Regions from separate parts of the Homo sapiens genome. Here all the other regions are linked to region 5. Evidence: chromatin loops called from intact Hi-C (ENCODE). Cell type or tissue: IMR-90. All regions are shown on one strand.

Evidence for each region. Peaks named below come from ENCODE experiments on the same cell type or tissue, not always from the same donor. Only the 100,000 strongest peaks of a DNase experiment are listed, where the experiment ranks them.
Region 1: a loop joins it to region 5, with 4 times the contacts of the local background. A loop is called at or near these places in 5 of 110 quality-filtered maps.
Region 2: a loop joins it to region 5, with 6 times the contacts of the local background. A loop is called at or near these places in 42 of 110 quality-filtered maps.
Region 3: it touches region 5 in a loop (2.8-fold over the local background); 3 of 110 quality-filtered maps call a loop at or near these places.
Region 4: it touches region 5 in a loop (2.3-fold over the local background); 2 of 110 quality-filtered maps call a loop at or near these places.
Region 6: it touches region 5 in a loop (2.0-fold over the local background); 6 of 110 quality-filtered maps call a loop at or near these places.

What each region holds. Positions count from the first base shown.
Region 1 is chr12:88,323,137-88,327,136 of GRCh38, reverse strand. No RefSeq gene overlaps it. Among named protein-coding and RNA genes, the nearest start is that of TMTC3, 180 kb to the right of the region's middle. In IMR-90, a CTCF peak has its summit at 1,585; DNase peaks (open chromatin) are centred at 1,086, 1,496 and 1,886; H3K4me3 peaks cover 204 bases; H3K27ac peaks cover 2,079 bases.
Region 2 is chr12:88,992,337-88,996,336 of GRCh38, reverse strand. No RefSeq gene overlaps it. Among named protein-coding and RNA genes, the nearest start is that of LINC02458, 25 kb to the left of the region's middle. In IMR-90, a CTCF peak has its summit at 2,487; a DNase peak (open chromatin) is centred at 2,506.
Region 3 is chr12:88,880,306-88,884,305 of GRCh38, reverse strand. No RefSeq gene overlaps it. Among named protein-coding and RNA genes, the nearest start is that of LINC02458, 140 kb to the left of the region's middle. In IMR-90, no CTCF peak of the experiment used is centred here; no DNase peak of the experiment used is centred here.
Region 4 is chr12:88,726,001-88,730,000 of GRCh38, reverse strand. No RefSeq gene overlaps it. Among named protein-coding and RNA genes, the nearest start is that of KITLG, 150 kb to the right of the region's middle. In IMR-90, no CTCF peak of the experiment used is centred here; DNase peaks (open chromatin) are centred at 2,470 and 2,770; H3K4me3 peaks cover 216 bases; H3K27ac peaks cover 350 bases.
Region 5 is chr12:88,577,981-88,581,980 of GRCh38, reverse strand. It overlaps KITLG (KIT ligand), which reads left to right and starts at 1,510. Exons shown (of 10, transcript NM_000899.5): 1 at 1,510-1,717. The coding sequence starts at 1,703. It overlaps LOC105369885 (a long non-coding RNA gene), which reads right to left and starts at 1,445. Exons shown (of 4, transcript NR_188177.1): 1 at 1,371-1,445. It also overlaps the pseudogene RNU1-117P. In IMR-90, CTCF peaks have their summits at 1,535 and 2,694; a DNase peak (open chromatin) is centred at 1,540; H3K4me3 peaks cover 2,742 bases; H3K27ac peaks cover 1,736 bases.
Region 6 is chr12:88,637,894-88,641,893 of GRCh38, reverse strand. No RefSeq gene overlaps it. Among named protein-coding and RNA genes, the nearest start is that of KITLG, 59 kb to the right of the region's middle. In IMR-90, no CTCF peak of the experiment used is centred here; a DNase peak (open chromatin) is centred at 2,253; H3K4me3 peaks cover 251 bases; H3K27ac peaks cover 787 bases.

The sequences.
Region 1 (4,000 bases), 250 kb after region 5:
TTCTTTATAAACTACCCAGTCTCTGGTTGTTCTTTATAGCAATGAGAGAATGGACTAATACAGAAAACTGGTACCAGAAAGTGGGGCATTGCTGTAAAGATACCTGAAAATGTGGAAGCAGCTTTGGAACTGGATAATGGGTAGAGCCCACCCCTCGCATCAGTGTTGCCTGGATGTGACACATGGAGTCAAAGGAGATTATTTTGGGACTTTAAGATTTAATGACTGCCTTGCTGGGTTTCAAACTTGCACAGGGCCTGTAGCCCCTTGGTTTTGGCCAATTTATCCCTTTTGGAATGGGGGTAGTTAGCCAATGCCTGTACCCCCGTTGTATTTACTGAAGTAAATTTTTTTTTCTAATCACTTCAACTTTCATATATTTGACAAAGATTCCTCCCCAAATCTGACTCTAGGTAGTCTATGGACCTTAGTGTTTAATATTGCTTTGTAACATTTTCTCCCATTACCTTCGTAAATGTTTTAGTGGAAAGTAAGGGAAAAGACATTGGAGACTATCAGACAAATGCCATGTAACTAAAAATTCCAGATGAGATCATTTTTTGATTGATTCTTTTTTTAATTTCTTGTTAAATGTATTAAGGATTAGTTCAATCTCTGGTTAGACACCTTATTCAAATGCATTCAATTTATTCAAATTATGTTATTTAAAAGCATCTTTGATACTTGGTGGTCTTGAAGTTCCTAAATTTCTTTGATGTCATTCTGGTGTTCTTATCACATGTTACTGTCAAGAATCATATTGCAGAAATAACAAAGAAGAAAAATACATCAGAAATTTCACAGCATCTGATAGGCTCACTTTTGTATAGTTTTCCAGTTGAATTAATAGTTTTTTTATTTTTGAAAAAAGGTTGGAAAAGTAATGAATGCATTTTAGACAATTCGTCTGATCAGCATTGTGCTAAGTGCCTTCATGTATCATTCCCTATTTAAGTCTTTAAAAGAGAGGATATCTAACTATCATTATTACAGATGAGATAAAATGAGCCTCAGAGAAGTCAAGTGAGCTGTTCAATGTTATACTGTTGGTCAGTGTCCAGCTAAATTTGCAGCCTAGCTCAAATCTCAGTGGCTGCTGAGTCCCTGGCTCCAGCACACCATGATAAACGTTTAGTATCAGGGTGAAAACAACTGACACGTTTATATTTTGTATGCTGTCTTTAAACAAATTCTTAACCAGACACAAACAACAAATGGGTTACACTGATGCCAGCATTTTAAGATTTTTGTTATTCTGCCTTTTGCCGAAAGTTCGGTAAAGCAAATAGTTACAATAAAATACTTTTGAAAATATCTCTGCTCTCTCATAATACATCATAAACTGTTTATAAAATTAAAACATTTGAGTCACAACTTCCTGCTTGTTGTGTAATAATCTACTGTTTGAAAATAGTTGTTTTGATAGCTGGAATCTATTATTAATCATTTTGAGAAGACAGAGGTTTCTAAGTGGAAGGAATTTGAAGGAATGTAAGTTTATGGGCCTATGCCTACCCTCTAGAAATGCTAAGGATTCTACCTCCTTATTACACAAGCCATAAAGTCATCAACTATAGCTTCCAGCAGGGTGATACACCACTGTGCTCTGCTGGCCGTGAAGCCTGCAAGGAATTGGGCTCAAGTCCTATTTTTCAGGGAAGCTGGAGTAGAATTAACAGGAGTACATGGGCAAAACATGGATTAAAACTGTAGCCCTAATGGTGGATAGGAAGCAACAATGAGAAACAGTCACCAAAGAAACTCAAGAAAATACAGGCTAGTTATGGGCCAAATAGAGATAACTTATGGGAATTAAGTGAGCTGCAGAGCTGAGTCATTCCAGGAATTCTGCCTGAAAATGAGACAGGAGAGAACAAGGATATGGTTCAGCTACAGGGAAATAAACATAGGACAAGTATCAATAGACACAGACTCAACCCAGCTGGCTGAGTCAGTCAGAGTCATGTCTTCCCACCACAAGTGCTCAGGATTGGAAAAGCAAAGAAACTTTGGGTAGTAAGATGCAAAGCAAGGGAACTTATATCACTCTCTCCATCCACAATCTCATTATTATCATCACACACACACACACACACACACACACACACACACACATTACAGGCAAACAGATTTTGCAGAAACATGCTTGTTCTTTTACAATGTTAGGAGATGGACAAAACAGGACAGGTCTTGCTACTATTCATCTTGTTCAGGCATTTTTTAAATAAGAAAATCAAGCTTCTTGCAGCAGCTTGGATGCTGATAGTCAGTACTCACTGGATCTTCTTATTTGAGTATTTCCCCTACACAATAGGAAAAAGGGGACCTTTCTCTATAGGCTTAAAAAAGATGCAGAAAGTTTTCTGACTTAAAAGTACAACCCATAATTAACATAATTAATTTTAGAAAAATAAGAGAGACACTGATATGTGTTCATGGTCTATTATATGTAGGGTGGTCATGCAATTACGTATAAATAAGATATGTCATCTAATAGACAGCTAAAACTTAGGCATAAATAAATTTCAAAATACTGGTAACTTAGAATCACGTAATAATGTGATTCTGATGTTAACTGTCAATCCCTCCTGATAAAGATAATTGGTGAAACTTATTAGCCATTCATTATTCCTCTTTTACTTCTCACATTAGTTGCCTCTGTGACAATGCATTCTGGACTATTACTAGAGGTGATATACAAATTACAGCTGTTTCTATGTCTCTAAGTTAAACATAAGGGTCCAAAAAATTAAAAGTGTAAGAACTAATGTCACCAGTGGTGGTTCTCTTGATTTAGCCATGCCTTTCTATTGGCTACAACACAGATTCCTGCAAATACAAGGTTCACTTTCTTTTGAGTAGCTTCCTAGAAAATACCTGTAATAAAACAACTTCTTAATGTTTCCTTAGAATGTTGTCCACAGGTCTTTCTGACTGTTGATGAAAAGAAACCATTAAGGCCAAGATCTTTAAAACAGACTCTCTCTTCTTCATCCCTAAAACACTTTGCTCCATGGTTATTTAATTTAATTAAAAATTGAATATATCTTTGAGAGTAAAAGTTATCCAAATCAATGTTGTGATTTTGCTGTTTAATAGTTCTGTGTATACTGAATTAGCTGTAGGAATTAGGGGACATGGAAATGTATTAATATTTCCCCTTCAGAGTTATTCGATAATAGCTTTCAAATTTTTAAGTGTACATGCCCTGACATTTCTGTTTTCATAAAATTTTTCCTCAAATATATACATACAAATTCTTTGTTTTTATTTTTTTTAAATTTCTCACACTACATGGCTGTATATACAAATTCTTAAAGATTACATATAAGCACATGTATTGCAGTATAATTGATAAGTTGAAATCCATCTAAATGCCTATAATAGAGATTTGGCATATTAATTGCAGGAACCTTGCAATAAAATATTAGCAATTTTTAAAAGAATAAGGTAGATTCTGTAAGAGTCAATATAAAAAGACAACCAAAATATATTAAACAGAGAAAACAAAGCCTAAATTCCCATGTAAACTACAATCACAGTTATGTTTAAACATACATGTCTATGAAAATGCTTGTATATACATAAAACATTTCTAGAATGATATAAAAGATATGGTTTATAGTGCTTATCTCTGGAGAATATCTTAAAGGTGAAAGGAGGAAAGGATGATTTTGATGCATAAACATCTTTATTGTTTGACATTGTTAATTTTATATTATTTTTATTAAAAGTTTAGTATATATTTTCCATCCTACTGACCAAAGAGGTTGACAAAAGTAAGCACTCCTAATACCAAAACCCTTAAAGAGAGGGGAAAAAAAGTCTTTTTATGGTTGAAGTGATCCAAGACAGAAATAGTGGCACCAATTTTCCATGCTACCTTCTCCCAATTTTGAATTCATGAATGATCTTCTCAAGTTTTAGACATCCTTCAAGAGATGGCTATGATTGAAAATGCAGATTGTGTCAATTACACTTTTAGACCTTGACTTGTGCC
Region 2 (4,000 bases), 410 kb before region 5:
TCCTCAAGCCTCAGAATTCAGTTCAGACCTTAAATTGGCAAATGAAGTCCCTCATGATCCAGCTATTATCCCTCCAGCTCCATCTTCTATACCTCCCTGCTTGCAGGCAATGCTCCAGACAGATCAAATGCTTTCAGTTCTTGAAAATTGCTACAATCTCTCTTGTTCCTTTGCCTTGGCAACTACATCTCCTTCTGTTTGGAACGTTCTTTCTTCACTTAACTAACTCCTTTTTTTCATTTAAGACAACCTGCCACATGCCTTTTGGACACTGAAAAGTATTTCTGACGCCTGGTCTGGAACAGATATGCTACAAATAAACTTTGACGGCCTTCTACATATATCTATAATATATAACATTTATCACATGCATTAAAATTGTTTATTTGTCTATTTCCTCTACTAGATATTTAACTCCTTAAATGCAGAAATTTTCTTTTATTTCTGGTGCTTGACATGCATGAGTTGTTTAATAAATAGGGTAAGTATATAATTTGCTGTCTAAACCAGGATGCTATTAATCATTCTGTTGGCACAACAGGTGTAAGGTGGGCAAACTGGGACATCTTATTTTCTTATCAATAAATGTTTGGATAATACATTATCGACATACACACACCATTGTATTGGAATTTAAGAAATCTGGCTCTGTTATTAGACTTTTACTTTCTTAGTGACTTCAGCACCATGCATGGCTCATGGCACACCATAAGTGCTTCACCAGTGTTGAATAAGACAGTAAGTACATACTACTACCACTTACCACCTGTACAACTTCATGTGGGACACAGAATTCACCCTTTATGTACTCAAGATAATTTGTAGAGATTGAGATTGATTATTCAAATAAGAAAAAGACCACTTTCCATTGAGAGTACAAGAAAATACTTTCATAGAAGAGGTAGTCTGAACCATTGAATTTTACTCACATATGATTGTTTTTCCTGAGGAGGTTCTTTGCCTCTTGTCTGCTTAAAACTTGTGAAATTCTGCAATCTTCGAAGTTCATCATAAATAATTCATCCCCCAAAACTTCTTCATGTGTTGGTCTTATCAGAGGATATGGTTACTGTGAGCAGTATTGAGACATTGTGTACACCAGAAAATGTGAAATTTGGAACATCTTTGAGTAGGAGGTCAGAAATACCAGAATTACTTCATTCCTGCACATTGCTTGGCTACAAATTCAGCTCAGTCAGTTCACTTTCAAGAGAATATTTCTTAGTTCTCCTTCCTTTAATGTCCTGGTGTTGTTGTTACACTAGCCATGTTTAGGAAGAGTTTTTTTTCCCTCTTGTGTAGGAGTCTTCTGCCCACAAGCCCATTTTGTGTTAAAATTAAGAAACACTGATGGAGTGATGAAAAGCAAATGCTTAGATGATTCTCAGAAATCTTTGCTTAAGCGCTGAATTTAAAACAATCACTTCCAGACACACTCATTATCTACTAGCTATTTCAAGTTTCTAAAGCACAATTAAATTTAGTTAAAATTATGCACTTGTTGGTGCATATTTATTTCTAGACACATATAATCAGGCAAGAGTGTTAACATTTAGTCATGGGCTAAGGAATGCAGGGCTTTGGCAACTGGGTTTTTGAGATGTTTAGGTATGTGGATAGAAGGATGGTGAGCTTACTCTTGGTACAGCATTCCAAGTTTCCATCTACTTGCTCAGCAATAACTCAGTAGGAGAAGTTTCAATGCACACTTATCAACCAAAATAAATTTGTAACACCTACTTCTTTTCAGGAGGCTTCAAAACCAGTCAGAAACTGGCCGGGCATGGTGGCTCACACCTGTAACCCCAGAATTTTGGGAGGCCGAGGTGGGCAGATCATCTGAGGTCAGGAGTTTGAGACCAGCCTGACCAACATGGTAAAACCCCGTCTCTACTAAAAATACAAAAAATTAGCTGGGCATGGTGGCGGATGCCTGTAATCCCAGCTACTCGGGAGGCTGAAGCCGAGGCAGGAGAATCCCTTGAACCCGGGAGGCAGAGGTTGCAGTGAGCTGAGATTGCACCACTGCACTCCAGCCTGGGCAAAAAAGCAAAACTTCATCTCAAAAAAACAAAAACAAAAACCCCCAAAAACCAAAACAGTCAGAAACTAAGACAAACCCCTACTTAAATTCTCTAGGAAGACTGAATCATAAGATTCCCAGTTTTCGAGCATAGTGTTTGCAGTTTGTGTTTGCGCAAAGAACCAAATTCTTCTGGACAACACCAAAGGAATCTGAGCTAATTATTTCCCACCGCATATTCACAACCAAAGACAATTAGACCTAAGAGGGGCTATATGTTAGAAAGAGACTTACATCTATCACTAAATAGGCAACCTTGAGTAATTAATTTACTTCTTCTTTTCATGGCCTTGTTCTCCACAGTAATAAATGTAAAGTAAGTTATCTACAATTTTAATTGCAAAAATATGATTCTATGGATTCAAGGCATGAAAATCAAGAGAAAAGTACGTCTTTTGACCACTAGTCGTCCTTCTTGTGTAGAAAATGAGGGTACTTCTTGTTACTCTTCTTAAGCAGAAAATGAGGATGTTTGAGGTGCTCTTAGTTTAGTTGGTCATATGTGAAAAATAGAAGACATTATGCCTTCAAAATGTTTGGTCTTTGTTTTCCTGTTATCATCATATTTATTCTGGGCGTTCTTTGTATAGAGAGCCAGAGCAGAGCTCTGTATTATAAAGGTGATATTTTTGGATAAGCTATTGATGGAGTTGCAATATATGAAGACATTAACTATTTTCCTTAGATGAGGGAGCTTTCATTTGGATCCACCTGAATGGCCATGGATCCTAGGTAGGCAGTTATCATATGGGAGTCTATAGTTTTCAAAGAGAAGAGTTTGAAAAATGCTGCATTTACTTGAGGATGCAAGTGTCCACCTTTCTGGGCATAAGGGCAGGAGGAAACTACAAAAAGAAAGGGCTAGACGTATACTTGTATGTTTAGCTGCCTGTAGGGGTAAGGGCTCACTCTTGCACTTATGGCGTTGCAAATGTTAACACCCCAAATTGACTTCTGGAACAAATGAATGACAGACACATTAAATAAGGGGCTTTATCCCAATGCGTGTTTTCAGATATAAAGGATTCCTCAACTCCTAGCAGCAAAAATGACTTGTGTTTTTCTGAAGCAGTTTGAAACCAAAAGCAATTCAAATTCACATAAAAGCACAACTTAAATGTACCACATGTACGCTTGGATTAAAAGAATGTTATTGGATGGGAATGTGTGTTCTCTAAAATTTATAGTTGAAACATTGAAAGTATGTGGAGATTCATTATTATCACTTTAATTCTCAGACCATTGAAGTTAAAATAGAGTCAAATTGGCAGGTAGCCTTTTTTGTGTCACATTACCTTATAGTAATGGTTACATTACTGTAGTTACAGTAATATGTGTAGTATATATAGCATTAGATAGATAGATAGAGAGATAGAGAGACGGAGTCTCACTCTGTCACCCAGGCTGCAGTGCAGTGGCATGATCTCGGCTCACTGCAACCTCCGCCTCCCGGGTTCAAGTGATTCTCCTGCCTCAGCCTCCTGAGTAGCTGGGACTACAGGCGTGTACCACCATGCCCAGCTAATTTTTGTATTTTTAGTAGAGACGGGGTTTCACCATATTGGTCAGGCTGGTCTCAAACTCCTGACCTTGTGATCCACCCGCCTCGGCCTTCCAAAGTGTTGGGATTACAGGCGTGAGCCACCACACAGGCCAATATATATTTTTATATATAGTACATATATGGTGTTATGTATATAGCATATAAAACTACATTTACACTATATGTAATTCTATAAATACTATCATATATAGTATATATAATAATATACTATAACATATAGTGTATATAATAATATACTATAATATATAGTGTATATAATAATATACTATAATATATAGTGTATATAATAATATACTATAATATATAGTGTATACAATAATATACTATAATATAGTGTATATAATAATATACTA
Region 3 (4,000 bases), 300 kb before region 5:
CAACTAACTTAGGCAGTTAGATTATGACCTAAATTACTGTGTAGAGTTTCTGCTTCCCATTTTGGTTTGGAACTAGAGCCAGAGTGGAGACGAATAACTTGGGAAGTGGCAAGAAGAAGCTACTGGCAGTGGCATGGGGGGCTTTCAATATGCAACTGCAAGGAAAAGGAACCTACATGACCTTTTTCCTTGCTTCAATTTCCTTTTGAAAATTAGTGGCCCTGACAAGGGAAATACTTGAGGCAAGGTCTTCAAAGGACCACCATCTGACCTCTCCCTTCATATTTTTCCTTCTTTCTCTCTACCAGTTCTTTTCAGAATTTCAGGCTTTCTTCTAGGCTTTTGGAATAAAATAATACTAATCAGGAACATACTGTCTCAATCTGGCAGAATCATTAAAAATTCAGCATTGGTTCTATCATAATATTGACCTTTAAGACTGATGAACTGTCATTTTCTTGGCATTCTCTTGAAATTGTATTCAGTACTTTTCATGAATTATCTCTGAATTATTGCTGATTGTCTTTTAGTCTTGCCTGGGTTTCCTTCTACCTCAGTAGTTTGATACTTCTCAAATTCTCTGGCTAATTCCTCCTTTTCCAACAGATAAATGTTAAAGTTCCTTGGTTCTCAGTTTCTGGCCTTCACCCCTTCTGTAACTACAGTCCTTCCTTAGAAGAATTCACTCAGGCCCATGGCATTAAAAACCATCTGCATAATGCCAGCCAACCAAATTACATCTCCATCTCTGACTATTCTCCCAAACTCAAGAGCTGTGTATCTGATTGACTATTTGACAACATGTTTTTTGAATGTCTTATAATCATCTCTAACTTACCAAGTTCAAGCTGAATTCTTCTGACCCCAAACTTTCTTTTCCTCAAATCTTTCCCATCACACTAAATGGCAGCAACTTCCAACCATTTGCTGAAGCCAAAATTTTAGGAGTCACAGTTGGTTTCTTGAGGTGTCTCACTCCCCAATTCAATCCATAACCAAGTTCCATTGACTCTACCTAAATGTGACTACTTATTTCCACCTTAATCCAAATAACCATTTTGTTCATTTTTTAATACAGCAATACCTTCTACCTGGCCTTCTTGCTTCCGTTCTTGCCCACTGACCATCTATTTTCCATATGGCATCCAGAGTTATCTTTTAAATTTATAAATTATATCTGTCACTCTCATGCTCAAAGTCTTCCAACAGCTTCCCATTTCACATAAGGTAAAACTCAAACTACTTACCATGTGTGTTAGGTTGTTCTTGCATTGCTATAAATAAATACCTGAGATTAGGTAATTTATTTTAAAAAGAGGTTTAATTGGCTCACGGTTCTGCAGGCTGTATGTAAAGCATAGCAGTATCTGCTTCTGGGGAGGACTCAGGAAACTTCCAACCATGGCAGAAGGCACAAAGGAAGCAGGCACATCACATGATGAAACCAGGAGCAAGACTGAGAGGGGGAAGGTGCTACACACTTGTAAATGACCAGATCTCATTAGAATTCACTCACTGTTGTGAAGACAGTACCAAGGGGGATGGTGCAAAACTACTCATAAGAAATTCACCCCCATGAGCCAATCACCTTCCACCAAGTCCCACCTCCATCAATGGGGATAACATTCAATATAGGATTTGAGTGCAGACACACATCCAAACACTATCTTCATGTCTTCAAGACCCTACACAATGTGTCCCGGCTTACCTTGCTGACTTCATGTCTTATCACTTTCTCCATTTCTATTTTTGAGTAATCTGCTTGTGGTTCCTCAAGCAGGCCAAGATTCTTCCCTCTGAATCTCTTACAATTTCCTGTCCATAATTCTTCCATCCTTCATACAACTGACTTCTTCATGTGGTTAAGTATCTGCTTAAATGTAACTTTCTTGGATAGGTTTTCCTTCACCACTCAATCAATACCAGTCCTTTCTTGGACACAAGAGCTGAATAGAACTCAGCCTCTTCCTTCTCCTCCTCCTCCTCCTTCTTTTTGGTTCAATGGGCAAGTAGCTTAGAGTTTGCAAATTTGTGCCTATATCTTTAAAACCCTTTATTGACTTTCACAGTTTTTAGGCAAAATGATAGCTTTCATTGGTATTATGCATTATGATTTACAGGATCTTTTACATATAACAACATATATGTCCCCACAAGGGCCTTGGGTTTACAAATTGCAGGGAAGTTTGGAATGAGGCTTGTAATATCAGATTATTTAGGGTTGACTCTTACTTATTGTTTACCTGCCCCACTGAAACATAAACTTCAAAAGGACAGAAACCTCCTATCTTAGTATATAGTAAGCACTCACAAGTTGTTGATCGTTTGAATTGTTCATCTCTTTTCTCCTGATCCCTTCTAATTCTAAAATTCCGTAATTTTTGTAATGTACAAATGTTAAATTTGTATCTTACAAATGAATCTTAATAATTTTTATGAAAATACAGACCCACAGAAAACCAGAAAAAGCCAATTTAGCTCTTTTAGGGCATCCAATGAAATGAAGACTTACAGTTAATCCATTTTTTTTAAGTCTCACATGAAGAAGTCTCACATTATTTAAACCCAGAAGTGCGTAAGTATTTTTTGTTCTCACTGACATAGTTGATCTAGACATGAAACAAAGGGGAGAGATGGGAAAGCGGATAACGAGAAGGAAAAAAAGACTAAAAATTATTGATTTCCTGCAATGTGAAAAGCCATTTTGTTGGACATATTTTATATCTTTCTAAATGTATCCCCAAAATTCTGAAAGGTATGTTTTTATTAACTCTGTTTTTCTCATGAAGATGATGAGGTTGACTGTTTAATAAATTACCTGGGATCAGATAGGTGGTTGGTGGTGGAATCAAAGATGCCAATTCTGTTTATTTCAAATACTAAAATACTTTGCACCACATTATCTTGTACACTCAGAGTTACAATAAATATTCAAATGTCTTTTCCCTCTAGAATAATATGGTTTTATTGGACCATGAAGTTTTAGAAGTGGCTCCATCAGTATTTGCTTCCTTTCTTATTTACACATTTATTAATTCCAACAGCTATTTAATCCAGACTCATGGATTAAATGATCTTTACATAGTTGGGGATAGTTGAACATTATGAAAAGTAAGGCATGTAAAACAGGACACATAGAGAAAAAAACTAGTCTAGTAAGTGAAAATGAGAAAGAGGAGTCATTCCTAGGTATATGCTTAAGTGTGGTCTTCAAAGTAGCACTATCTAAATTAGTCCTACAATTAATCTCACAAATGTGTTTTACTAAATATCTAACAACTACTTAGGGGAAAGAAGGAAAGTAAGTAAAGACCGTTATACCTAAAAACAATTTTAAAAGTCAACATCCTTTTTTTTTCTTATATTTTTCCTTGTTTATGTGTCCCCTTCCCCCACCATCTGCCTCTTCCTTCTCCTCCTCCTCCTCCTTCTTTTTGGTTCAATGGGCAAGTAGCTTAGAGTTTGCAAATTTGTGCCTATATCTTTAAAACCGTTTATTGACTTTCACACTTTTTAGGCAAAATGATAGCTTTCATTGGTATTATACATTATGATTTGCAGGATCTTTTACATATAACAACATATATGTCCTCACAAGGGCCTTGGGTTTACAAATTGCAGAGAAGTTTGGAGTGAGGCTTGTAATATCAGATTATTTAGGGTTGACTCTTACTTATTATCTGTGTGACCACAAGACTCAGTGTCTTTTTGCTTCAATTTCCACAACTGGAAAATAGAAATATAGACATATAATACCTGTTTCATAAAGTTTTTTTTCTAATGAAGTACAAGAGAACTAACAATTATTATTAATAACTATTATAATCTACCAATTCTAATCAACATTTTAGAATATTCTAAATGGAAGATAGGATTTCTTTTCATGTTGTATATCTCAATAAATGAAGCTCATTCAAACTATTTAATTGACTCCTCACTTCCTAATAGAAATTAGGGCAAGACTTCTCAGCACAGGAATCAATTACTCTGTCTGATGTTG
Region 4 (4,000 bases), 150 kb before region 5:
CATGAGCCCTGAATCATCGATTTTTAGCCAGCACTCATATCCTGACAGTAATTCTGCAGTTACCACCCCACTAACAGTTCACCCTCACTGGTATTCTATAGCCACACTTAGCTCTCAAGCCTCAATTCTGTTTGATAGTGCAAAACTGAATTCTTTTAAGACAATTTAGTTACTTCTGGTTTAAACTGAATTTCTCCTGGGAAACTACTCGATCACTTCAGAATTTCTCTCAGGACTTTTCCCTCTTTTCTTTTTCTATCTCTTCTCTTTAGGGTGATGAAGCTCTGGGGGTTCTGGGGTGAGGGTGAGGGGCTTACACAGACTCTGGATGTAGGCAGAGGGGGACCTGGTTCATGACTGCTTCTTTGCTAGTGTACATGCCTCAGGATACTCCACTCTTCCATTGGCTCAGGCAAGGCAGGAAATGACCATTGTCATTGCCCAGATTTAGCCACCTTCTGCTCATCCCCTGATACAGAAGCCCTGGACCTCTGGGACCTCCAGCAGCTATGCTAGCTCTCATCTTTAAGCTCTTTTCCTGCACCACTCATTGGCTTTCTTCTTTGTCACATAGATAAGGAGACTTGAGTATCAGTTTTCAGTCCTCTTTTTCATTTGGCCTGCCACCTGTGCTACTCAACTGTTGCAGCTCTACTTTGAGATGAACAACTGAAGTTGGGATGAACAACTAAATAATTAGTTGTTCTAAACTAGAACTGCAACAGTTGAGTAGAATAGGTGGCAGGATAGGCCAAATGAATACCCCTATATCCTCCTGAGTTCCACATGAAGGGCAGGACATCTCTGTCCTCTGCAGTTTTACTAGCTTTTGACTTTCAGAAGGGGCTAATGAGTAATTTTCAGAAACCCAGTGCATTGAACACTAATACCTGCATCTTGAAATTTTCTTTCTCCAACCCTCTGAACAGCTCCTGGCTTCAACAGTAGCCTAGAACAAATCATGATGCCTGAGATGGAGCTAGGATAACCCTAAGACCCCCAGAGAATTCTTAGATCAAGAATGAGTCCTCAACAGCCCCTTAGTGTTTAGGATAGAATAGCGAAATCTCAAGAGATTCCAAGCCTGTATCCTGCATCCTGCAAACAAACACACAATTTAGAAAGACAGACTCATATTTTTAATCCCAGATTATGTAAACATCATCTCAGAACTTTGAAACAAAAGATTGAATAAGGAAAAAAATAATATATCAACTAAACTGGCAGTTTCTAAAAATTCTTTTGATCAACTTAATTTAAAAAAAATCTTCTTTCAACCTTCACAGTATAAGATTATGATGCTTGGTCACTGAAGTAAAAAGAAGTTTTGGTAGTGAAAGATATACAAAAGATACTCAGGAATTTGCAAATTTTTTAAATAAAAATTTTAGTGGGAATAATTAAGGAATCATCCCTTGGCTAATTCACTTAGTTCAGGTATTAGAACAATTTATTTGGCATCTCAGCTACCCTACTTCCATAGTAAATACAATTCAGATAATAATAACCGCACAGTTAATCTATTCACTTCAAATTTTCATGACACATAGGCTAGTAGGCAGTGTATGTAGCTGATTTAGTTATATCACATAAACATGCACTTTACACAAAGTCAAGAAACCATAAAAAGTTTCCAGAAACTTGGAAGTCATCCTAAAGTCCTCTTTTACCCTCAGCCCCTTCAGCTTATCATTTACCAAATATTGTCAGTTCTACCACCTTCATATCTTTGATTCTGGCAAATGTCTTTTATTCCTGCAGTCAATGATTTAGTGTGACATTATGTTGTGATATTTACTACAATGGATTTATAAGTTATTCCTCTTCCTGCCTTCCACCTCCAATTTGATCTTCGTATTTACCAATCTTTCTGATCTTTTGTTTTACGGGTACTTTTACAGCTTCCTATTGCCTTCAGAATAAAAAAGCCCAAACAACTTAAGATGCATCCTAGGAGATCCATGGCCTCATGCCTTCTTATTCCTTCTGCCTCACCTCTCCCTACTATCTCCTCATTATTCTGCTGGCTACTCTGATGACTCCTAGAAATTGTCAAGCTTTCATCTCCAGACTTTGCACATGCTTTTTGTCCCTCTTTCTAGAATATCCTTTTTCTCTTCCCTCCCTTCACCTAGCTAATTCTTATTTATTCTTCAAGTTGCAGTTCAAGCAGCATTTCTTCTCAGAAACCATTCTTTCTCCAAGCCATCTCATGCCCTATCTGAATTAGGATACTCCTCTCCAGTGGCTTCTCATAGGCCACTGTGGATATCTCCTCTATTAAGCACCATACTGAAATGGTTTGTTTCTCTTTAGGCAGTAAATCCCTATAGGACAGTGAATATATATGTGTTATCTTTATAAACTCAGAATCTAGTACCATTTTCAATGACATAATAGCCATTCAAAAAGTATTTTGTTTACTGAGTCATTCAATAAATACAGAGTGAGTTACTTGATGGGTATGTAATTGGGAGTGTGTTAGTCCATTTTGCATTACTGTAAAGGAATACGTGAGTCTGGGTAATTATAAAGAAAAGAGGCTTATTTGGCTCACAGTTCTGTGGGCTGTACAAGAACCACGAACCAACATCAGCTTCTGGTGAGGGCTTCAGGCTGAGTCCTTTATGGCAGAAGGGGAAGGGGAGTCAGTGTGTCACATGACAAGATAGGGAGCAAGAGGGAGAGGAGGTAGTGCCAGGCTCTTTTTAACAACCAGATTTCCTATGAACTAATAGAGTGAGAACTTACTCCTTACCATGGGAGCGTCATCAGCCAGTCATGAGAGATCTGCCCCCATGACTCAAATACCTCTCACTAGGTTACACCTCTAACATTGGGAATACATTTCAACATGAGATTTTGAGGGGACAAATATCCAAACTACATTAGTGAGCAAATATACTTAACTGTCATTATTTCTTCATCTATAAAATTGGTATAAAGTTATACTTATCTCCTAAGATTTGTAAAAGAATTAAATGACATCATCCAACACAGTTCTTTGCTCAAGAAATGTTGTGTGATAGACTTGTGTTTATATCCCTATTCCTCCACTTTTATTGGCAGTGCCACCTACTTTCATTGTTACCTAGAGCAAGTATAATATCTCCCAAGCTTCATATTTCTCATCTGTTAAGAATTTAATGTTAGTACCTCCAAACAATTAAATGAGATAATGCACATAAAAGATGTAGCAGCAATCAGCACATAGTAAATAATAGTTTGTTGTGGTTATTATTATTAATAATTTTTGGTGCTAATAATACTATTATTAATGACATAGGTTACAAGGAAACCTGTGATTATGACCCTAGAAAGCAGTATTACAAAGAAGGTTCCAGATCTTCATTACACATGTAAAGGAATAACTTCTCCAAAACAAAAATTTATACTTTTGAGAAAAATAAAATACATAACAAAATGAATTGATTATTGTTATTAACACGTTGAGTATATTTGAAGCTAGTATCAATAAATTATTCTGAAGATTTATATAATTTCTTCCTAGAATTAAAAGAACTTTGATGACAGGGCACAATAATAGTTAGCAATGTACATATCTAGGGCAATATATTTTGACATTCCTCAACTACTTTGGAACATTAAGCATCAAGGGAAGCAGAAATAGCTCAGACAAAAAGGAAAAGAAATTAAGAATGACTTTGGAGAAAGCAAAGGAAACATGATTTTCATTTGACCTACATTTATAAAGGAAAGTACTATAACATAGAAATAATGAAAAAAGGTTGGGAAAACTGAATATCCAATACTTAAATCAAAATTTTGCTACAGATTGGGGAGATTTTCAGATTATTTTTTAAAATCAGTAATTTGTTAACTATATTTAAAGAACAAGAATGTCTATTGTAAAACATAAATTTTAAAGATTTGGTTATTCAAAAAGAAATTTTGTCTCTAATTGTTGCTTAAAATCAGTTTTGACAGGGAACATGTCTTCTGGCTGCCACAGATAACCTAAGGATTCATTATTTTCTAT
Region 5 (4,000 bases):
AAAAATAAATCTTGAAGAAAAAAAAAACAATCATTTGCTATGCCTCCAGTATCCAAATTAAGCTCATTTTGATATTTGATGTTCGATATATTTGTACTAAGAGTACCTAATGTATAAAAATCTTTCTAAGCAACTATCAACTTGGAATCATGATTGATGTGCTGTCTATACATATTTTTTCTAACATGAGAAAGTGAGAACGCAGTCCCCCACTAAATTATGCAGTCGAGTTTCCCACATTTGGGGAAATCACAGAAGTCAGCACATCTGGAGTGAAATAAACAAGCTTCGCCCTGATTACAGGTTTGGCATATTCATGTTTAACAAACGCACCGGAACTAATTAAAGCAAATTTGGACTCCTACTCTATTATTAAAATAACTAATTCCTAAACTCATACATTATTCTTTCTTTTAAAGATCACTGATGTTAATGTTCAGCTAATATTTTCTTTTAAAAAATTAATGAAATGCTTTGGAATGTTCTCCAGTTATACAAACAAAAACAGACACATTCTGGAGAATCAATAAAATATTTGAAGTATTTTTTAAGACTGTACAGCTGGAGCTCCAGGTTTAAATTAGAGCTCTGCCATTTACTAGATATGGTTGGTCAAGAAAATTAACCTTGTATTTCATCGTCCATAAAATGGGAATAAAATAATAAGATCTACACTAATAGATTTGATGAAAGAATTTAATGAGATAATCTATGCGAAGTTCTTAGTCTGGCACCTGGCACATGAATAAGTGCATCACATAATGATGTTAGCTATTATTATTGTGGTTGCATTATCTTTCCGTTCAAAAAAGTACAACTTTCAAAGCCTTGCTGTGTTGGCGACCTGTAGTTTAATAATCTATCGCTTCTCTTTCAATCTTAATTTCTAAAGACACAGTAACAAACCATTCCAAATGAAGCGTCTCCCCTTGCAATACTTAACCTTGAGTCAACAATTCTTGTAATTATTAAATATTCATTCACTAAAGTAATTGTTTTTTTTAAAAAATAGAGGTGATAGGACAATGGCCTAACTACAGATCGCAATTAAACTTTATTTCTCTAAGGCAGGCAGGGTGAATTCTTTGCTCCGAACCTCCCGGACTCCTCTCCCTCTCCGACTTTGTATAACAGAGGGAGCTCCGAGCCCTCTCTGGCGCGCGAGGTATTTCGTCTGTCCCCGGGGGTGCCAGGTGAGCCCCAGCGGATCCGGGAGGGTAAGCTGGGACTCCTCGCGAGCAGTAGCTGCAGGGTACCAAGCTTCGCCCTCTGCGTCCCCGCGCCTTCGCGGTCTCCCGCCAGTGCAGGTCCGGGGCCCCCAGGCGAGCGGACAAGGTTGGCCTAATCTGCCAAACTTCTGGGGCATTTACCGTGCTCTGGCCGCCCTCCCGATTCTTCCCTCCGCGCCCTTGCCTGCTTCTCGCCTACCCCGGGCTCCGGAAGGGAAGGAGGCGTGTCCGGAGCAGGCGGGCGGGAACTGTATAAAAGCGCCGGCGGCTCAGCAGCCGGGCTTCGCTCGCCGCCTCGCGCCGAGACTAGAAGCGCTGCGGGAAGCAGGGACAGTGGAGAGGGCGCTGCGCTCGGGCTACCCAATGCGTGGACTATCTGCCGCCGCTGTTCGTGCAATATGCTGGAGCTCCAGAACAGCTAAACGGAGTCGCCACACCACTGTTTGTGCTGGATCGCAGCGCTGCCTTTCCTTATGAAGAAGACACAAGTGAGTAGGGCGCGCCCGGGAGCTCCCAGGCTCTCCAGGAAAAATCGCGCCCGGTGCCCCGGGGAAGCCGGCGCTCCCTGGGACTTGCAGCTGGGGCGTGCAGGGCTGTGCCTGCCGGGTGAGACAAGAGGATGCGGGGGAGGCCGGCGTGGTGTGTGATCCCGAGCCGAGCCGGGTGAGCCAGGGAGAAAAGGAGTGGGAGTGCTGAGAGGGAGCCAGTGTCAAGTTTGGAGCCTCAGCAGTTAAGTTTTGAGCTGTCAGTCGGAAACCGTAATTCCCGTCTGGTGGAAAGATTGGCTTTTGGGCCATGGAATGTTAAGTTATCACGGGAAGGCATGTCTTTGCATAGGAGACGGTTTTCCCGTGGATTCCAGGAGATTATGAAACAGCACCCCACGCGCCACCCTCACTAGCTCTCTCACTCAGATTTATTTGTGTAGCCCCGAGGTGGGCGCCGGGCACCAGGAGCGGCGCGAACGCGGGTGCAGCCGCGGGAGCGAAGCCAACGCGGAACTCCTAAGCGGCAGCTCTCGGCGGGGCGGGAACCTGCCCGCCTGCCCGGGAAACTTGGCTCTCGGCGGTGTCTGCCTAGTTTGCAGCTCTGTGTGGGCTCTAAAGAGCTCTAGTACCTCCACAATGCACGCACCTTTTTCCATTTCAAAAGGGATAAAGGCTTTTTATAAAATAGGCACCTCTGAATGATAGTGATTGAGATAATTCCCAGTGCTGCTAAATTCTGCATTATACATAAAGCACTGTGGGTAAAGCGCTGCCTGGGGGGACAATTAGATTTTTTTTTCCCTTGAAGAAAATACCTGGTTCTTCGTTTAGAAAGGGCCGCCACGGTGCCCCTATCCACAGTTCTCTTCACCATTGTTGATTGTTACCTCCTCTCACTTTCCCCCTTAGAAATTGTTATGTGTTATCTGCCGCGGTTGGCTAAGGGTTGCCCTTTCACCCCCCAGAGGTTCTGTTGGAGATTGCAGTTCCTGAAATGTGTGGAAGGGGTGGAAGTGGTGGGGAAAAAGGAAACCGGGGTGTTTGTACACATCGTTGGTGTAGAATGAAGGCATCAATGTGCTCAAAATGCTTTATCAAATGACCTGCTTAGCATCATATTTTAAACAGATATCTAGGCCTGCAAAAAGTTGCAAGACTCTAGCCCCTTGTACCGGTGTGGTAAAAGGCAGGGGAAAGGGACATTGCCTGGCTAAAAGAGGCTTGCATAGTCTCTAGAGCACTCTCTAAGAGAAAAGACGCGATGTGCCTCTCCCCTCTCTTACAAGCAGGTTAGCTTTCAGGCAAGGCATTGAGCACCGCACCTGGAATCACCACAGCGTGCTGTCGAAATGCAAATGTTAAAGATTCTTGCAACAAAAGAAAAGTTTTATTGTAATCTCTTGATTTAGACAAGCTTTCTGCGAAATTATAAGAAGGGTAGAGACCTATTCCTTCTTATAGTAGCATCTGCTCCCATGGATGGTGGTGAGATCTGGGGGAAGAAGCTGCTACCTTCTAGTTCAGGAAAAGAGCCTAAACCTTCCTATTTAAACAAGAACACAGGAGACAGATAAGGTTAATGTCCAACACTCCAAAGCCAGGGGATGTACTATCAAGTCACTTTGAGAGGCAGTAGGATTGATTATCCTTGCACCCTTGCTTTGCAAAACAAATGTGAGCTCTGTAATCTCCTTTCTCGCTTTGATTAAATGGCTGTGTAAATCGGATTACATGGAATAATTCCATTGAAAACTAGAAAGAGGTCAATCTAGTCTGAAACATTGTGACTGTGGCATTAGTGACTCAGTGCTGCCGACCAGAGAAATTTGAGAAAGCTAAGTATTTTAGATATGTGACCTGTTCGGTCACACATCACACAAGTTAAAGTGCAGGCCCTTTGGGGGAACTTGCTGATGTTAAACGGCTTGTAGGCAAAGGAGGGCAGTACCCTTGTTGAATGAAGGCATTCATTGCCTAGGATCTAATGACCTTCAAGGTTTTTTTTAAGAATACTTCTAGCGATTCCACAGTCACTGAAAAAGGGGACACTGGAAATAGCCCAAAATCAATAAAATAATCTGCAGAAATGGAGGAGGGGATTAGATCTTTCATATTGTTAAATTTTCTAATCCAAAAATTACAAAGACATTTTCTGTGCAATGCTGCATGGATGGAAGGTAGCCTATGTAAATTGGACATTAAGAAATAGGATCGATTGTTCTGATTCTAATGTTATCCTCACCAGGGAAGAATATCTATTAATATTTAGTAGTTTAAATAGTC
Region 6 (4,000 bases), 60 kb before region 5:
TCCATATAGAAGTTGGAATTAAAGGATTTTTAAAGTGGCTTTTGCTATCTCCACTATCTTTGGCTTGGAAAGAAATTTGATGCATATTCTGCCCAGTTTTGTAAAGTCTGTTCTGAGTTGTTATTATAAATACATTTAGTCATCTTGAAATACTTTCTAGAATAAGGTGGGATATAAATAAATACATGGTACAATTGTTAACCAAGCACAAGGCAGGTTTCTAAACTGTTTTAAGTGTTTTTTCTTTGTGGGTTTGTTTTTGATTTTGTTTTGCAAACATGGTCTTCTGGGCTAAATGCCAGTAGGTGCATATCTTTAGACACATTCAATTCTTTCCTATAACTCCCTCTGTGAAAACTGCTACTTTACTTTCACATACAGATGATGCCCATTTGGTATTGTATTAGGTTGGTGCAAAGGTCATTGCGGTTTTTGCCATTACTTTCAATGGCATTCAATGAATGCCATCACTTTCAATGGCAAAAACCACAATTACTTTACAACTATTTTTAAAAACATACAAAAATAGACTATCAGGAAAAAACACAAATATTTGTGCCTAATAATTTTACTCCTAAAAATTAGTTATAGAAAAAAATGCTTATTAGAGCTAATCGTTCAACACAACTTAAAGATTCAGTGAAGAGGAATGGGTATGTAATTTATGGAGCATCAGGTGAAGAGTAGTAGAAGTGGACATTTATGATATTTTCCTGCCTAGCATCTATTGGACTTTTATGATCTTTTCCTGCCTAGCATCTGGTAAAAATTCTCAAATTAGCCTCTACAATACCTTGAGTGTATCAATCAAGTCTTTCTACAGGCTGTAAAGATAGCCTGTGTTACATGGAGTAAAGATGTTAAAATGGCACCATTCTTGATACAGCTAAGGGTAATTGTTACAAATATATAGCTAGAAGGAAAGATTTCTGGCAAATGCATTTTGACAGGGGAAAAACGTAAGGAAGGGATTAAACCAGTGAATAAAAGTAGCCTTTTGTCCTATGGGGTTCAGACCAATATCAAAAAGCATTTAAGGGTGAATACAAACTAATTTAGAACATAAGCCTAAAAAGTTACTTTGGTAGAGACTAATACCATGCGCACTATTGAAAAATGTGACTTTATTCTCTAAAATATTATCTAGGTAAATTCAATATTCATTAAAGCCTCATAACATGTTTTTAAAATAAGTTAAAGTAACATATGTATTTCATTTATTGAAACAGAAAAAATGATATACCATGATTATGAAAAATTGAAAAACATGATATATTTTCAAATATCTATATTAACTATGGTATGTTCTCTATTACTGATATTTGATTTAAAAGTTTTTACAATGATTTTCTTAAGGGCTTTATTCAGCAACATTGCTTCACTTATATAGAATATATACATTTACTCCTACGGGATATATTTAGCATCTATTATGTGTAGTATTACCCTAGGCTGCCTTCTCTGTCTATTTTCCAATGTGTATTCTTCAGGAAGGAAATGGAATTTAATGTTAGTCTAATAAAAGTTATAATTTGGAAGGCATGCCTACAACAAAAAAATTCTATAGACCACAACAAAATCTAAAGCTTAGAATTTAGATATTTATGTAAATTGTACAGATTAGCATGCATTTGTATAAATTCTATTTATTACAAATCTCTGTACCATCTTCTGAAATTTAATTGTTATGAGTGATGCTCAAAGACAAATGAAAAAATATAGCATAAAGAAACCTAAAAATTCAACAAATTATAGCCTAGGACCACACAAATTGGGGAAAGAAATTATTTCAAAGAAAAGAAATGTAGCTATAACATGAAAACAAAAATTAGATTTTATTTAAAATCATATTCCACAGAGCAAGCTACTGCCCTAAAGGTCATCATTTTTTTAAAGAAAATATTTGCAGAAAAGACAACGGTGTGACTATGCTGAATTCATCTAAGCATTCATTTCTAATATATACAATATTTGTGAAAATCATTGTCCCTGACTCTCTTAGGTCCTAAAATGTATGTTTACCTCAAAGCCACAAAGACTTTTGATGAAATATTATTCTTTTGGGGAAAAATTTTTTTTGGTTTTGTACAGGGACCATAAACAATTCATTAGAAAGGGATAAAACTCTGAGACCTGTAATATGAAAGTGCAGCCTCTGCCAGCCCTCCAGAAGTCCTTAGCCATGCTTGTAACATAATCTCTTCATTTATCTTTCAAAGCTACTCCTATCTTGGCAATGTCTCTCCCAGCAGCTGTGTGCTTTGCTCTCCGTGCTTGTAGTCTCTTCCATCTTCATTATGGACAGTAAATCTTTGACAAAGTGCCTGGAAACTTTAGCAAAAAGCTCTGTAAACATACTTAGGAGAAGGGGTCAACACATTTCTAGAAGCGTAAGAGCTGACTATCTTGGTACACGTGCATGTGGCAACTAATTGGTGGTATAGATAAACCAGAATGCACTGAAATAGGCAGTAGCCTGTGGTTTGATCCAGTTCACTCCAGTAGAAAGGAAAGAAAATACAAGAAACTACTTTATGTGATTAGGGGGAGAAAAATCCATACTTTCCATATGGGAATTTCTCGTGTGTTTTCTTAATGAACTCAGAGGGAAGTTGAGAGAGTCTTTTAAGCTGCTAAAACTACTAATACGGTCTCTTTGGGGATGTGAGAGTATGAATTTCCTAATTTCATCAGAACCATTAATGACTTCAGTTCCTTCCTTTTACAGCAGAGGAAGTAAAGGGATTCTTCACTGCACTATGATTGTGAAAAACAGAAGGCAGGAAGAATGATTTGTAATCATGCTGTGGAAAGAAAAAAATTTCTTCTCCTCCTAGAAATGATTCTCGTTGTTGAAATTGTAAAAGCTCTTTAAAGGCTAGATAATTTATTGTAATGGAATGTACTTATGAGTTAGCATTTCATCATAGCTGGGAGGTTTTTTTCTTCCAGAAGATTTATTTCTTTAAAGGATGCCTTAGTTTCCAATGAAGATTGTATATTTTCATTTCAATCTTAAACTTAAGACACAACTAAGAAAATTCCAAGAGGAGCACATCTCCTCTCATGCTCTTTTTTCATAATTTTTTTTTAAAAGAGTGGTTTCCTCCCTCAAATAACAGAGGTCAAGAGAAGTAAGAGGTCACATATCAGGTAAACAAACCAGAACCAGGAGATAATTCCTGAAAGTAGAATAAGGGAAATTGTTCAGTGCCCAAGTAATTTGAACTTCAGAAAAAGAGGGAGGAAGAGACAAGCAGGGGAGGAAATACAAGGTTCCCGAAACCAGAAGGAACAGGGAGCTCCACCCCTGGACTCACAATGCAAGGATGCAAGCACTTTGTAGAGCTGAAGTGAATGAGCAAAAGAAAGCTGGAGCTATTGTACTAGTAAAGCCAGGCAAATAATCATTTAAATAGCGAAATTCAATGATATGAGTTCTGGATTTTTTTGAAGATTTAGGTCTAATTTGTTTGACTGAATTAAGACAAATGACGTATGTTCAATCCTGACCACTTTTGTAATACATATTTATACATGTGACATATAGTTATAGCATTGGAAAGAAGACAAAAGACAAGCTCACTGAATAGTGAGCTGGCCACGATTTAATATGGGTAGTCTATAAGTAAAACTATTTTATAGCAATATACTTAGCTTGCTAGAAGCCTACTTAAAGAGAAAATTTAAATTATTTATCTTAGGGACTTCAATTCATTGAATCATTAATTATCTATGGTATAATATATACAACGAATTTTTCTAATTTTTAGTACATTAAAGGTCAGAATGAATACAAATGTGTATTTCTTATCCTACAATGAAAAATACATAACTGTTTTTAGATAATTTACTTATTGTGATTCATATTTAATATATATCCAATTGGCTATTTAATAAAATCTAAATACTATAACCTGTACAATTACAGTCATGCATCATTTAATGACAGAGACACATTCTGAAAAACGAATCTTTAGGTGATTTTGTCATCCTGCAA